Regions from separate parts of the Homo sapiens genome. Here region 1 is linked to region 2. The links are chromatin loops, found by intact Hi-C in ENCODE. Cell type or tissue: K562. All regions are shown on one strand. Each heading gives the region's core, and the rest is flanking DNA. Links, peaks and the distances in the headings are about the cores only.

Region 1 (2,813 bases), core at 257-2,756, 130 kb before region 2:
TGTTGCTGTGTGTTGAAATTCACATTTTTGTTTCTCAGAAGTTTTTTTTTAAATCTTAGGGTCTTTGTAACATTGATATGCATGGTTGTAAGAGAACTGAATTATCGAAGTTGTAGATGGGTGATTTAATTATTTTAGTAGTTATGGCTTAGCAAGAAAGGCCCTGTATCTTTTCCCTCTTGTTCTGAGCCATCCCTAAATTTTTGAAGGAAAAGATGACTAACAAATTGGACTTTATTTGAGAAGATTCCATAAATGACCATAAGCCATAAAATGATTAGACTTGACAATTGCTTTATGAGCAGATTTGAGTACACTTTCTAGTAGTTGTCTTGATTTATGGCAGTTTTGTCCCAAGTCAGTAGACTAAATGGAGTTGTATTTCCCACAAATTGTACTTGTGAGTCTTCAAGTTATCAATATATATTCTAATTTGACCTTCCAACAACTGGATGAGGTTGGCAAGTGGGTCAGTATTTTTTATCTTCATTTTATGGATAGAAAACTGAGGCTTAGAGAGCTTAAGTAATTTACCCTAAAGCCAGACAGCTCGTAAACAGCTAATTCACAATTTGAATTCAGGCTTTTCTGATCACAGAATCCAAACTCTTAACTATTGTTACATTGTGATGCATGATTTATCTACCTTCTTTTACACTGTTGGAACATGTATTTTAACTTCTCATTGTGAGTTGGCCATCTTTGGTTATTTTCAGCCTTGAAACTCTTTCACTATGTTCCGGAGGCATATAGCAGTCTACAATTAGGCTCCTTTCTTTGAGAGGCAGTTGGAATTTAGCATAAAGAATACTAGTCTGGGACTCAGACCAATAAGTTGAAATCTTGACTTGTACCAACTTGTGACTTTGGACCAGTTGCTTAGCCTCTCTGAGCCCATCATTCCTTGTGTAATAATGGAGACAAGTCATTTGTTGTCAAGGTAAACATGAAATCATATAGCTAGTGAATGTTTGGATTCTTGGAATTTGAATACTCTATCATGGAGGCCAACAAAATATAGCTGATTGTTTTCTTGTGTGTGTGTGTGTGTGTGTGTGTTTTAACAATTTGATCATAGTATGATTGTTAGGAGTTTCTTGAAAGATTGCTTTAGCCTATAGCTGCAAGAAATGTACTTGCGTTTTTGAAATACAATAATATAGGAAGGAAAATGAACTGCTTTTCCATTGTGAAGGATGGAAATAGACAACACAGGCCTTGCATCTTATTTTATAGAGCTTTCCTGAGCTGTGTGCCTAACATTGTGGTTTTCAGAGCTATTTTCTCAGTAAAAAAAGAGTCCTTCAGATCCTTTGTCTATATTGAAGACACCTTAAGTTGAGAGATGGAGTAATGCAACCGAACATATATAGCAATGTAGCCCTGTACAAAGCATGTTTGCTTCCATTATGTTTTTTAATCCTCACAACAACCCTTTGCTATATGAAGTTGACTTTTCCCAGGGTTTTTAGTCCTTCAAACCATTGGTATTTGGCCATGCTTTTGCAAGAGATTTTCAAACAGTGATTTTTAAACAGAACTCAGTGGTTCTCAATCTTCTTAATCTAGAGTGGTGTGAGTATTTCCTTTACTGCAAAGAAAAGCAGCCTTTTTATAAATTGTCAGTTTGAATTTGAGTTTCTTCCTGTGATGTAACCTGATGCAATGTTTGCCTGAATCACTAATAATGTAACTGATTTCCCCTAGCCAGTCATAAATGAGTCAGTGATCACGGATTCTTTTAGTTTATACTCAAGTTGCTTTTTCTGTGTGCAGATATCCTCATTGAATAGCTTGCTGTTGGGCTTGTATAGCATTATGGTTTACATCAGGGAAGTAGATAGCCAGCAGAGCTTTGTGCTAATTTATTTTGCAATCCTATAGGAAACAAAGGACCCATTCTTTGTTGAACCTGAAGAGACTTCTAGGGAAAATCAGCCTCTGACCCTTTCAGAAGTCTTGCATCTTAAAGCTCGTGTGTGGTTCAGGCCATGCTTGAACCTATGTGTGTAGCCTTATAAGTCAGTCAGTGTGCCCCTATAATGTTTAAGATTGTGATGTAAGAATAAGAGTTTGGAACCCATTAAAACAAGGGTTAGGTGGCCAGTGTTGTCAGGAATATTTCTCTCTCTCAAGCCGGTAGTCATTGTTACAATTAAGGATGGAGCTCTTAGGTAATATCACTAGATACAAGCTCTTTTTCCCTCTCAGATTCTTGCACTTTTTTCCACTACCCTTTAAGTCTTTCAGTTATTTTTTAACTTTCTTAAGATATTTTCTGGTCATTAATATACAAGTGGTGTTTTGTCTTGTGTCTATCACCTATATCTCTTACATTCATTTATTAAACACATACTTGTTGAGTCCCTCCATGTGCCAAGTACTGTGATAAGCACTAGGGTTGCAAAAATAGTCACTGTGCTTGCCCTCAATGAGCTTGGAACCTAGTGGCAGAGAGAGGGTTATCCAACAAATGTTGGGCTGGATCTGAGACATGCTGAGGAAAAGGGAAGTGGTGAAGTGGTGTCCTGAGAGCTCTAATAGAGAGATAGGACTGCCATAGAAAGGTTTCCCAGAGGAAGGGACACTTGAGCTGAGATCTGAGGAATGAGTAGGGGTTTAAGTGGAGAAGGCAGGCGAGAGAGAGAGAGGAATATGCACAAAACCTGGCTCAAGAGTAATGGTGAACAGGAGGGGTTGGACAAAGACCAGTGAAACTGGAATGGAGAGAAATTAATGGGAGTGAGGCCAAATCGTGGGGCTTTACAGGTAGCGTGTCCATTTGATTGATAACCATTTGAGTGACCATTTTG
Region 2 (2,813 bases), core at 285-2,784:
TCCTTGACCTTGATTCAAAGCTTCCTTAGATAATCAGTGGTGCTTACTGCCACAACTTGGAGAAGAGAAATGAAGCAATAGAGAAGGAGAATTTAGAAGAAAAGGGCTATTAGATAAGAATGACAGTTACCTTTACTCACTTTATGAATTGTTGTAGAATTAAAAGTTGTAGAATTAAAATCACTTTTTAAAAATATCATTTTGGTGAGACGGGTAAATATGTGGCAATGAATTATCGTTAAGAGAAAATAATGCAAGGAAAGAGTTTCAGTCAGGCTTTCATTCACACTTTACTGTCCTTGACACTTCCATGGAATATTTCCATGTGTAGAAAACTGATGCTTAGATATTAGAGGTGGAATGAGTATGGAGAGAGAGAGAGAACTAGAATTTATTGATTTTATCACCTGTGCTATGTGTTTATGTTATTTCATTTACTGTCTTTAACAGCTCTATGAGGTATATTTACCTACTTTTATTTTAAGCAGACTAGAGCTTGCTATAGTTACTGGTAAATAGAGCCAAAATTAAAACCTGGGGTTTTCAGTCAGGTGCAGTGGCTCATGCCTGTAATCTCAGGAATTTGGGAGGCTGAGGAGGGTGGATCACTTGATCCCAGAAGTGGGATTTTCTTTGAGACCAGCCTGGGCAACATAGTTAGATCTTGACTCTACAAAAAAATTAGAAAATTAGCTGTGTGCAGTGGTGCATCCATGTAGTCCCAGCTACTCAGGAGACTGAGGTGGGAGGATTACTTGAGCCTAGGGTGTCAAAGCTGCAGTGAACTGATTGTGCCACTGCACTCCAGCCTGGGGGACAGAGTGAGACCCTGTCTCTAAAGCAAGCAAGCAAACAAACAAACAAGAAAACCCAAAAACCTAGGATTTTCTGACTCAGACGTTATACCACACTGATGTCCTATTGTGTAGAAAATACACGTCCTAACCTCAAGCAGTTTATTAATCCAGAAAAGGAATGCAAATCTCTATAAAGGGCAGAGGTGGCAGACCCCACATGTATCCTAAGTACTGTAAAAATAACCTCATCTAAGTGATTTTGAAGGTTTGGCCTCACTGCAGATAGGACACCCACTTTGAATTGCTTTTCCCTGGACAGTAATGCAGAAACAGAGAGAGACTTTTTCGCTAACATGTTTTATTTTTTACCCCCCAGCAGATAATATAACATGTTACAAAGATTTTGATGTTATTCAGAATCAAGCCCTCATATTTAATCTTGATCAGACACAATTTCCACTTGTAAAATAGGGATGATGATGATGATATCTACCTTATGGGGTTACTATAAGATGCCTCTTTAAGGTGCTAGCATCATGTTCAGCTCTCTAAAATGCTAGTTATGATGATTTGCTGCAGCCATTGTTGTTGACATGTGTTTTGATACTTATTGATGCATTTTGGAGACCTTTGGTGGGAGGTCTGGCTGTAACACTAGATAGAACGGCTGCACTTACTGACCAGTGGTGCTGATCAGTCTGATATGTACCTCAAAGTGCTAAGTAATTGGGTGTGGGGATGAGAGAGGCCAGGGTTGGAGAGATACTGGAAAGAAGAAACCAAGTGTTTTACTAAAAGTGCTTTGAAAAATCGAGTCAAGGGAATGGCAGGAATCTACAGGGAAAAGTAGAAAAAGGGTGAGAAGGGAGACAAATATTGGCTTCTTTCCAATTAAAGAGTTCTGGGACAATGGTCACAACGTTTGCCTGTTAATGGGGAATTTTCTTCTAAAAGACTAACCTCAAAAACACCAATCGCAAAATAATGGCACATGTTTGCTCTTCCTTATTTCATTCTTTAATGGAATACATTTAAAAAAGAAGTTGTTTCACATAAACCCGATTAACTCTGAAGACAGTCATAACCCATCCAAACCAATCCAAATGAAGGTAAAAGGAATAATCAGCTCTTATTATGCAAAATGGTGCTTAGTTAATTTATTGCACTGCACTAAATAATAAGCTGTTAGGCTCCACATTGCTTTTTCCACATTAGATTAAATAGCTTATTGCTGCTGGAGCTTATTTCATATTGCATACAATTTGGATATATTACATTGGCGTAGATATTAGTCCATTATAAGAGACAGGCATAAGTACTTCATTTATAGGATCTCTCCATTTGGAAAATGGTAAGGAAGAAGAAGAAATGCAAACGAGAGTAATGAACAGAGGGGATTTATGTGCATTGCCTGATGGGTCTGCTGTGGGTGACAGCTGGTTGCCACACATGGGGCCCAGGCACCTTGGAGAAAAGTAACATTTCCAATGGGAAGAAAATCCAAAGAGAGTTTATGTTCTTTTTCAGGGAAGTGTTGACATTTTAATTACTTTCTGTTTTCTTTGGAGCTACATTTGAGAATTGGAAACAAGTTAGAAAAATAAGAATTGGCTTTATTAGAAATAAGATGAATTGACATGCAGGCAGGAACGGGAGAGAGTCCAGGGTTAGCTCTTAACAAACTGAAGTCTCCAGCAGTATCCAGAGAGCCAAAAAAATTCAGCCATTGAAAAACTAACCAGAAGAACTACTCAGGGCTTATCATCTCTGAAAGCAGACTGTGCCTCTGAGCAATCTAATCTTTTCCGGCCTTGGTGCCTCTGTACTTCACTGTTTAATTTTTTTGCTTTACACTTTGGTCTTTTGCGAACAAGGGTAAGGCTAAGTAGTACAGGAATGCAAAGCAAAAAGAAAATAATCAGGGAGAATTGGAATGAGTTGGGGAAACTGGGAGGTTTAGAATTATTTAGTTTTGAAGATAATCTGATATTTTTGGTATTTCATAAAAGAAAACTG

What was found. A loop is a pair of places that touch in the nucleus more often than their neighbours do. Peaks named below come from ENCODE experiments on the same cell type or tissue, not always from the same donor. Only the 100,000 strongest peaks of a DNase experiment are listed, where the experiment ranks them.
Region 1: a loop joins it to region 2, with 8 times the contacts of the local background. A loop is called at or near these places in 30 of 110 quality-filtered maps.

What each region holds. Positions count from the first base shown.
Region 1 is chr12:92,136,326-92,139,138 of GRCh38, reverse strand. The region is part of intron 1 of LINC01619 (long intergenic non-protein coding RNA 1619); the gene reads left to right. Among named protein-coding and RNA genes, the nearest start is that of LINC01619, 5.1 kb to the left of the region's middle. In K562, for the core only: no CTCF peak of the experiment used is centred there; no DNase peak of the experiment used is centred there.
Region 2 is chr12:92,002,607-92,005,419 of GRCh38, reverse strand. The region is part of intron 1 of LINC01619 (long intergenic non-protein coding RNA 1619); the gene reads left to right. Among named protein-coding and RNA genes, the nearest start is that of LINC02404, 130 kb to the right of the region's middle. In K562, for the core only: no CTCF peak of the experiment used is centred there; DNase peaks (open chromatin) are centred at 1,489 and 2,579.